Regions from separate parts of the Homo sapiens genome. Here regions 1 and 2 are each linked to region 3. The links are chromatin contacts, found by Hi-C or POLR2A ChIA-PET in ENCODE. All regions are on one chromosome and are shown on one strand. The core of a region is the stretch at or near the end of the contact, and the rest is flanking DNA. Distances in the headings are between cores, read along the strand shown.

What was found. A loop is a pair of places that touch in the nucleus more often than their neighbours do. ChIA-PET counts read pairs that join two places held with the same protein, here RNA polymerase II (POLR2A). Pooled maps may share reads with other maps.
Region 1: a map with no recorded cell type shows a loop between it and region 3 (1.8-fold over the local background). The contact joins two enhancer-like sites. A Hi-C loop is called at or near these places in 1 of 168 maps with a recorded cell type or tissue (naive thymus-derived CD4-positive, alpha-beta T cell), 1 of 37 single-sample maps with no recorded cell type and 7 of 50 pooled maps.
Region 2: a loop to region 3 is called in a map of HepG2, with 23 times the contacts of the local background. The contact joins two enhancer-like sites. A Hi-C loop is called at or near these places in 1 of 168 maps with a recorded cell type or tissue (HepG2). POLR2A ChIA-PET finds 5 or more read pairs at or near these places in 1 of 52 experiments (activated T-cell).

What each region holds. Positions count from the first base shown.
Region 1 is chr15:69,523,570-69,526,904 of GRCh38, reverse strand. No RefSeq gene overlaps it. Among named protein-coding and RNA genes, the nearest start is that of DRAIC, 36 kb to the left of the region's middle. RefSeq lists enhancers at 1-130, 131-711, 3,239-3,335. Within about 2 kb of position 1,909, at least 4 of the 41 ENCODE cell types and tissues checked have a DNase peak (open chromatin) inside an H3K27ac peak, as active enhancers do.
Region 2 is chr15:70,786,010-70,789,533 of GRCh38, reverse strand. No RefSeq gene overlaps it. Among named protein-coding and RNA genes, the nearest start is that of UACA, 24 kb to the right of the region's middle. Within about 2 kb of position 1,275, at least 3 of the 41 ENCODE cell types and tissues checked have a DNase peak (open chromatin) inside an H3K27ac peak, as active enhancers do.
Region 3 is chr15:70,153,156-70,156,523 of GRCh38, reverse strand. No RefSeq gene overlaps it. Among named protein-coding and RNA genes, the nearest start is that of TLE3, 57 kb to the right of the region's middle. Within about 2 kb of position 2,040, at least 11 of the 41 ENCODE cell types and tissues checked have a DNase peak (open chromatin) inside an H3K27ac peak, as active enhancers do.

The DNA of each region.
Region 1 (3,335 bases), core at 660-3,159, 630 kb after region 3:
CCCCAGGCCCATCACAGTGCCCGACTTTCTGCAATTAGGCCCTCCCTGGGAGGAAGCATTGTGTCTCCAGAAGGCCTCTATTAAATCTCAACATGCAAATGTACGTGCAGCATTTAAGCCCCTTAGCAGGGCCCTCTCTCCCTCCTCTCCATCCCAATGTGACTGTGGGTGGAGACCATGTGACCTCTGCTAGCCATGAAATGTGATTGGAAGGATCACGTATCTCCCCAAGGCTGAGGCAGTAAAAAGCTGTTTACAAATAATGGAACCCCAGACTAACAATGAATTAAGGGTTCTTATCAGCTCATGTAACAAAAAGTCCCAAAATAGGCAACCCAGGGTTGGCTGGGCAGCTCACTAGCTCACATCACCAGGAATCCAGATTCCATGTCTCCGCCAGTTTCACCACAGTGGCTTCTGCCCTCAGTCTTGCCCCTCCTGGTTCCAAGACAGCTGCATGACAGCATATTAATCATCTACTGCTGAGTAACAAACGACCCCAAAACTCAGTGGCTTAAAAAGGCAATAAACAGTTATGATCTCACACGGCTGCTGCAGATGAGGAATTCTGGCACCACGTGGCTGTTGGTTCTGGCTTGAGGTCCCTCATGAGGCGGCAGTCAAGATGCTAGCAGGGCTGCAGCCATCTGAGGGCTGGACTGGGACAGGAGGATGCACTTCCAAAAAGGCTCGCTCACTCACACAGCTGGCGGGCTAGGGCTGCTTGCTGGCAGGGGGCCTCAGCTCCTCCCTACGTGGGCCTCTCCGTAGGCTGTTTGGGTGTCCTCATGACGTGGTGGCTGGCTTCCCCCAGAGTCAGACAGCCGCGAGAGCAAAGCTGAAGCACCAATGTCTTTTATGGCCTTTCCTCGAATGTCACACACTTTCACCTCTGTTACATTCTCTTCATTGAAAGCCAGTCGCTAAGTGTGGCCCACGCTCAGCAGGAGGGGAAATGGGCTCCACCTTTGGAAGCAAGGTCAAAGAATTGGGGGACTTTTTAACTATAACAAATAGTGCCCACACTGGAAGAGAGAAACTCAAGCAAAAGTTTCCTCCCTGCTCTGCCGCCATCGGAGAGAAAGTTTTTCCCAGAAGTCATCGGCAGTCTTTCCCTTAGGTGTAATTGGCCAGAAATGAGTCACATGCTTACCTCTAGACCAATCACTGACAAGGGAAACAGACGCCCATGGCTGGCTTAGACCAATCATGAGTCTTCCTCTGAGATTGGGCACATTTCTGACTTAACAAAATTAGGTTTCGGGTAGCAAGGGAGTAGGGGGAAATGGCCGTTGGGTGGGTGGGCAGGAGTGTCAGCCATGTTGTTCTATTGAGTGGGTAACTGGGAAAAATTAGATGCTGAGGTGGTGATAATCCACAAATAGGAAACCTGGTCATTTATTAACTGCTTTCCATACTATCAGCTAGAAATGAATCCGTTCCAGGATCTGCTCTGTAAAAAGGGTCTGCTCACTGTGGTTGGCGTTTCATCCCTTCGGGCCGTCTGGTTTTAGACTCAGAGGACTCGGCTTAGAGTCCGCGTCTACTATGTGTTGCCTGTGCAGCCCCTAGAAGTACCTTCTCTGAGCTTCAGTTTCCAGCTGCATACACAGGGGATGATCATCGCTACTTCACAAGGCTCTTAGGACTACTGGAATATGCTTTGTAATTCATCTGGGGTTAAGGCCATGTGCATTCTGATCATTGCTGTTTGCCCTGGGTTTGGGGTGAGAGGCCAAATACCACCAGAGGGTTTTTTGTCCCCTCTTTCTTTCCATCTCTAATTTCCAATACACAGTGCCAAAAAAAGAGGAGAACTGAGCACAGAGGCCAAATCCCCAGCATAAAAACAGTGGTGCCATTGTAAACGCCTCCAGCGATTGCGCCCCACCCAGCTGAGGAAGCCCCATTCCCAGCCCCACTTAACAACGTGCGGCCTGATTTAATATGAGCAGCTGATCTCATTGCTTCCATAGCAAGTTTAATTTGCTGGGAAAGCGAGTTGGTGAGGTTCTAATAATGCAGAGCCGCAAATAATACCAAAGAGAGTTTGCATTATGATAACTTTCCAATTAAAATGGATTAATGGAGGAGAAACAGCAGCAGTAGTGTCTAGACAACATATTACTGAATCCTTGGAGAGGGAGATGGAAAGGAGTTGGGGGAACAAGCGGCAGCAAGATAAACAGGTGAACTTTATAAGTTGGAGGCACACTTGTGTGGGTGTGACGGGAAGTACCAGGGAGGGCTCCTTACCCCTGGTGCCCCATCAGTTACAATACCTGGACTTTGCACCATTTGAGAAAACCAGTCTTTTAGGACCCAGAGGCCTTTGGTCTTTTGGATTCCTTATTAAAATGCAAACAGCACCTTCCGTTTCCTCGGCTGACCTTACAGCTGGGATTAGCCTGCAGCTACTGGAGAGCAGACTGTGTGACTGTGCGACAGAACAGAGGCCCCGGCTGAGCCTTGGAAGACCCACATCGACCAGGTGTTGACACCTGTGGTGTTCTTGTCAGGGCTTCACTACAGGACTCAAAACAAATCCTCCATAACTATGCTAGTAACCCCCTGACCTCTGACCACTGCTGAGTGATCCAAGGGGTCCATCTAGAACCTCTATCCCAGCAACCTGAATTTTAGACCTGAGAGATACAGGGTCTGGGCTGGACTGGGGCTAGTGCTCATCCCTGAGAGCAGGTTCAGGACAGAAAGAGCCACAGACTGTTGCTGCCAATCTTGAGCTACCCCGGGCCCCACCCATGGAGGCCAAATTAGTTGATTTTCTTGCCATTCTGTGAAATCCCCCCAGGATCCATGTTCCTCTCCTTTGCTTAAACTGACTAGACATTTCTGATGCCTGCAAACAAAAGAGCTTTAATCTATCACTTCTTACTTGTGGGACCTGGTGAAAGTCATTTAACCTCACTGAGCCTCTGTTTTCTCTCCTGTAAGATGGGAGATACACACATCCCCACCTTGCAAGGTTGGTTGCCTCCTGTATTGGTAACATGATGTGTTAGGGTTAGATCACCATTTAAGTCCCTCTCAGCCCTGAAGTTCGGAGATCGTAGAAGTAATCCTTGAGGGATAGGGGAAGAGGCTGGCTGGACCACAGAGGCCAGGAGACCAAGAAGCCCAAGGACCTAATTCCACCAGCATCAGTAACTTGCAGGGCATAATAAATATCTCAACACCAGAACTGAGGCTCCTTGCAGAAATCTCCAAGGCTCCCCTATGCCTGGGAAGGCTCTGATTTCTTGCAAAGCCAGGAGTCCCATGAGCCAGTCCCTCATGAGTGAAGTACTGGCCATGTGCTGCCCCCTGCAGGCCTG
Region 2 (3,524 bases), core at 26-2,525, 630 kb before region 3:
GTCCCAGCAGCTCAGGGTGCAAGGTGGGAACCCACCCTGGAGAGGGTGCCATTATCTCACAGCGTGCAGCCACACCCACACTCACACCCACACTCACTCATCCTGAGATGAGGTAGACATGCAAATTCACCTCATGTGCATATCTTTGGGATGTGGGAGGAAACCCACGCAGACATGAGGAGAACAAGCAAACTCCACACAGATGTCGGCCCCAGACAAGAATTTATTTTTTTTTTTTCTTATCAACATTATAACAGAGGCCGGGTACAGTAGCTCATGCCTGTAATCCCAGCACTTTGAGAGGCTGAGGCAGGTAGACACTTGAGGTCAGGAGTTTGAGACAGGGTTCTCTACTAAAATTACAAAAATTAGCCAGGTGTGGTGGCACGTGCCTGTAATTCCAGCTGCTCCGGGCTGAGGTAGGAGAATTGCTTGAACCCGGGAGGCGGAGGTTGCAGTGAGCTGAGATCATGCCACTGAACTCCAGAACTCCAGCCTGGGCAACAGAGTGAGACTCCAACTCAGAGAAAAAAAAGAAAAAAAAAAAGGACAACGTTATTCAAGGCCTTGTTATCCTGTAAAATAAGAGTCACTTGAACCCAAGCACCGTGATACGTGACAGTCGTCTTATAACAGAGATGGCTATCTAGTGACTAACGAGCAGGTAGTGTCTGCAGTGTGGATCCACTGAACACAGGGAGGGTCCACATCCCAGGCTGGATAAAGTGGGACAGTGCACATTTTAAAACTCATGAATTGGTTATTTCTGGAATTTTCCATTTCATATTTTCAAACCTTGGTTGACTGTGGGTAACAAACATCAGAAAGCCAAACCATAGATAAGTGGGGAGGAGACTACCATTTGAGACATGTCTGAGTCATCTTACAGATATAAGGATTTGTGATGCTTAGCATAACCCATAGTTTACAAGAGGTCTAGGGTCCAAAGGTTGGGAACCACTGACCTATTGCATTTATTGACAATGAATCACAGTCCTGGTGATGTTGCTTGCAACTGTCACCTAACTCTTCAGGTCTCACCATCTCCCTCAATTACACTGAATCTTTCCTGAGGACAGGAACGTCCACTTATATGCCTTTGTACACCCACAATGCTAATGGACCCATCAATTAAGGACCATTAATTGAGCACTACCCATGAGGAGGACACTGAATTAGATTCTGTGGGAGGTAGGAAGTGCAGAGTCCAGTTTCTGCCCTTCAGATCTCACATCTGGTTAGAGATATGGCAAATGCCTTTGAGAAATGAGGTAACAATTTAATGGCTAAACTTCAGAGTGAAAGAGAGGTTATGGGATAGATTAGGAAATGAGTTGAACAGATGCTGACTGCTATGAGTACAGAAAAGGAGGAGTTAAGAGTATGCTGCTGAGCTGGAAAACTATGTAGAGGGGTTTGAGTGTGTGAGCCTGAAAAAGGATTAGTACTCAGGCACTTCTTTCAACTCCTGGAAGGTGCTCAGAGAGTAACTGAACAAATACATGCATAAGAGAAACACTTTTGGTCATTTGCTCCAAGATAGGCACAAAGTGAAACCCTTACTTTTTTTTTTTTTTTTTTTTTTTTTGAGATGGAGTCTTGCTCTGTAGCCCAGGCTGGAGTGCAGTGGAGCGACCTCAGCTCACTGCAACCTCCGCCTCCCAGGTTCAGTGATTCTCCTGCCTCAGCCTCCCAAGTAGCTGGGATTACAGGCACCTGCCACCAGGCCTGGCTAATTTTTGTATTTTTAGTAGAGACAGGGTTTTGCCATGTTGGCCAGCTGGTCTTAAACTCCTGACCTCAGGTAATCCACCCGCCTCAGCCTCCCAAAGTGCTGGGATTACAGGCGTGAGGCAATGCATCTGGCTGTGAAACCCTTACTCTTAAAGAACAACATTTACTCTGAAACATACAGAAGTCAATTTTTTGAAGGTGGCAGTGGATGAAGAGGAGATGTGCCCTGAATCCCATGATCTCTTAAGATGTCGCTGGGGTCCAGAAATTGTTTAGGTGAAACTTTCACAGAAGAGAGCACTGATGCTTCAATAGTGAAGTGAGTTGGCCAGGATCATACAATCAGTTAGTTCGCAGCAGAGCTGGGACTTGACCTCTAAGAGCTGGACTTCAGGGCTAGTGTTCTTTCCACTTGATCTTGTTACTCCTAGAATCCCCTCCTTTTTCTTGAACTTGTCAAAACAATTTGTCTAAAAGGAGTTTGCCCAAGCCGAATCCATTACACCACCCTGTTCTAATTGAAATGCTAGACTGATCTTTATTCGCTTACTATCTGAACAGGCCTTAATTAGAAATTAGGAGCAACGCCTGGGTCCTGGCCAATGCCTCAAAGAAACTGTATTGGCACCCGCAATGCTAAAACCATGGTTGTTAAAGACAAACTGCTAATTACAAAATCCAAACCACTGCTTTGTGGGTTGTGGGGATCTCAAGAGAGTGGGTGGGAGATGGGGCCAATTCTGGAGGGGCCTCCTTTATTGCCATTGATTTTTGGCCACAACAGAGAGCTGCCTCCTTTTTTTTTCTTTTTTTTTTGAGACAGAGTTTTGCTCTTGTCGCCCAGGCTGGAGTGCAATGGTGCAATCTTGGCTCACTGCAACCTCTGCCCCCCAGGTTCAAGCGATTCTCCTGCCTCAGCCTCCCGAGTAGCTGGGATTACAGGTGCCTGCCACCACGCCCGGCTAATTTTTCGTATTTTTAGTAGAGATGGGGTTTCACCATGTTGCCCACGACAGGCTGAGCTGCCTCCTCTTGGATGCCACAAACCAATTAGGTTGGGAACCCTTCCAGGGAAGCTGCCTCCATCTGGGAAATATTTGGGCAGCCTGGGTGATCTGAAAAGTCACTGGGGGGGATTGTGCGGTGGCTCAGGCCTGTAATCCCAGCACTTTGGGAGGCCGAGGTGGGTGGATTACCTGAGGTCAGGAGTTTGAGACCATCCTGGCTAACATGGTGAAACCCCGTCTCTACTAAAAATACAAAAAATTAGCCGGGTGTGGTGGCAGGTGCCTGTAATCCCAGCTACTCAGGAGGCTGAGGCAGGAGAATCGCTTGAACCCAGGAGGCGGAGGTTGTAGTGAGCCAAGATCATGCCATTGCACTCCAGCCTGGGCAACAAAAGTGAAACTCTGTCTCAAAAAAAAAAAAAAAGAAAGAAAGAAAAAGAAAAGAAAAAAAAAAATCAACCCCAAATCACCAGATCATCTATGGGCTGAAGTCAAGCTGCTGGGTTAGTCTGTTCCATTAAGAAGTAACTGGCAAATTATCTGCCAAGAGATCGTGGTCTCTCCTGCATAGTTTTCTTATCTCACTGATAACTTACTTTATCATTATGAAAGACTCTACACCTTCATGCTTCCTCTTCCCTGAACTTCCCCAACCAAACCTTGCCCTCAGAGCCATAATTCATTAATTCACTCACTCAACACATTTCTATGCAACACGTCTTATATTCCAGCCATTGAGCTAGGTGCGTATAGTGTAGCCACTGCTGATATTGCCTACTAGGT
Region 3 (3,368 bases), core at 791-3,290:
TGATGGTCCATTCTCAGCAGCAGGGCAGTTGGCGATAATGGAGCTGGGAGAGCCATTGTGTGCCCTCAATATTGTTTCAGGCTGTCAGTAGGGAAGGAAAGGAGCCTGGGCCCACAGGGCGGGCAGACAGACAGACAGAGGGACAGAGGGTGCCTTGAGCCTTTAATCCCTGCACAGTGGGACAAGTGCTGGAAGGAGGGGAGAGATCAGGGAAGCTGGCAGGCCATCCACAGTCCACACAACTTGGGGCACTGCCCTTTCCTAACCTGGGCTTCCTTGGGGTCCTCACCAGCCATGTCTGAAGAATGGGGGAGCAAGAACCCATCAGTACTGACGTGAAGACCACATGGATTCAGGCAGCATCTACTTAGCCTCCTCAGCCTGCAGGGCACCGAGCTAGACAGCTGATGAGGTGACTCCAGGCCTTGGGGAGCTTCCAGGAGAGTAAGAGAGATCAAATTAGAGGGCTGGAGGAAACTGCAACCCCTCTCCCCTTGCCTGCCTTTCCAACTGGCCCTGAGGAGCCCTAGGAGTCTCCAGGAGCACTGCCCCCTCAGAGTTGCCCAAAACCCGAAGACTCCGTCCCCAGCCTCCACTTCAACCACCGCAGCATCACTTACATCTTTTATGCTTTTTCTATGTTGGGCTTCTGGGTAAGATCGCCTTCGATAGAAGAGCTATCAAAGATAGAGGACAAAGGATTGTCCTCTAAAAAGAAAAGTATAAAAAGCACTGACAGAGTCCAATCCTCTCATTTTATCAACAGGGAAACTGAGCCCCAGGGCAGCGATGGGACTCCAAGGCAGCCTGGGGGAGGACACACCCAGTGAGCCTTGAAGGACAACCAGTATCTCCCCCACTTCAAGAGACAATGAGAGGGGGGTGGAAACACGACATTGCCCATGCCTGTCCCACCTGGCGGCCTTTGCTCAGGGTCCTGTCACCTGGAGGGTCCCGGCCACCTGTTCCCTGGGCCTCATTTGCTCACTTTCTCCTGCTTTGACAGGCTCATGCCTCCTCCTCCACAAAGCCACCCCATTCAGAATGAATGGTCTGCCCCCCTTGTTCTTGAAACAGATTATTTGTGGGGCAGTTTAGCTCTTCTATCATTTTGCCCAGCTCTGTGGCCATATTGGTGGTGCCAGTGCCTTCCAGCCCAAGCTGCCAGAAACACATCTATATTTGAACAAAGGCGGGTGTATTACCCATTGCAACAGGGAGAACACGCGCCACAGGGAATGGCGAGGCAGCTCAGTGAGAGAGTGCTGGAAATGAGTTACAGGATCTGGGCTAGTGTGAGGTGCTCCAGGGAGCAGAGCTTGGTTCTGGAGGGAGTGCTATCAGGAAGAAAGTGGTGGGGAGTAATTCTGTGTCTGGGGATCTTATCTAGAAGGAGGGAAGCAGAGAGCACAGCTGAAGCTGTAATTGGTAAAGAAGCAGTAGTCCCTGATGTTCGCCAGGACAGGGGGGTGTTTGGTGATCTTTGTGGTTTGGACAGTGTTCTTGTTTTTGTCTGTGTTCAGACACAATTACGGAGTGGTCTTGTTTTCGTCTTGCTTGTGGCCTTGTCTGATGTTTATATTCTGGGAAATTGTTTATGTTCAATAAGAGATTACCGCAGCCAGGCTGGGAATGCCAGGGCAGCTCCGGCTCTCAGGGGCTGTCTGTCCTCCAGGGCAGGGGCTGAGCCCAGAGCCCAGAGCCCGGCACAGAGCAGGCGCTTTAGCAGTTGTGTTCCACATAGTCCAAGAGGCTGGGGTGTGCAGGGCGGGTTTGAGGAATCAGTATGGCTGAACCAAGGGCATGGCAGTGAGGCGTGCAGCTGGAGGTCAGGAGCAGGCCTCGAATGCCAACTAACACACGCTATAACCGAGGTGACTGCACTCTGGAAGGTATAAAGTACGGGTGGATGGTGAGGATTAGTCTTATCTCCAGCTCCTTCCTCCCTGGACATTGGCCGGGAGGCTCACAAGCTGTTCAGCAATCTTGCCAGCCTCAAGAGACAGGAAGAGAGAGAAAGCAGAGCTCAGCAGAAGCCGGAGAAGCCCAGCCTGGGTGGGCGGGCCAGCGAGGAATGCTATTTATCCCGAGGATGCCCCTGACCTTTCCCCGCACAACAGGGACAGACGCGCGGAGCCTGGCTGCATCCTTCTCCTTTAAAACAAGAAATGGAAGCATTACTCACCAAGCCCGGACATTTATCATGGTCTGGGGACATTAATTTGACAGTGTGTCATTTTCCATTTGGTTTGGGCCCGGTGGAGGCTGCCCTCGAAACACCTTCAATTAAATGCAGCTAATAACACAGAGCTATTTTGAGCAAGGAGGGCCCTCTGCCTCCCCCCCGAGCTCTGATGTGCGTGTGTTGTTGGGGGAGGGGGCTGCTGCAGGGAGGTTGCCGTTCATCATGATCCCAGCGCCGGGATCCTTTCCCACAAATCTAGGCCTTGCCCCAGTCATAGGCAGGTGAATCGCACACAGGACGGAGAGGATGGGGAGAGTGGCCACCGCATCCCCTGGGATGAGAAGATTTCAGTCAGCGGCCTGGCTGTGTTGCAGCCCTTCCCCTAAGAGGAAGGAAGCCACGGTTCTTGCCTAGCAGAGAGAAAGCACAGATTTTGGAGTCCAGCAGACTTGGAGGTGGATCTCAGCTATTCTGCTTCCTGCTGTGTGGCTTCAGGCAAGTCCCATAGCCTTCCTGAGCCTCAGCTTCTCACCTGTAAAATGGAAGCAAGAGTTCCTCTTTCATGGAGTGGTATGAGGAGTCACAACATTTTATGAGCTCAAATAAAATAATACATGCATGAAGCTTGTTAATTCATTAGTGGTAATTCAAAATCCTCTTTTATATTTTCCAAATTCAAAATTTGGGGAAAGACTATTAAGTGCCCAACACTGGAACTCAGAAAGTGACAGAGTGCTTCAGGAAAGCACACAGCCTCCAGAGTTAGAAACATCTGGATTTCAATCACAGCCCAGCTGTCAACTAGCCGTGTGATTTGGGGCAATTTATTTAACCTCCATGTGCCTCGGTTTCCTCATCTATAAGATGGTGTTAACCATGCCAACCCTCCCTGGAACTGTTGAGAAGATGAAACAATATGGCATGTATAGTACCAGCAGATAGTAGACGCTCAGTTCCTGTTAGCTCACTTGTTGTTTTTTGCCCAAGTCCTGAGTCTAGAAAATAAGCACAGACGGTGGTGGTTCCTACATTTCACATGTGTGCTAAGCATTGGATATGAATGTTCCTAGTTTAATCTTAAAAATGCCATAAGGTAGGTGCTAGTAGTAGATTGAGCCATATGAACTGTGTTGCTGTTGTAGGTCAAAAATGGTTGACTACTAGCAATTTCATATGTTCCATC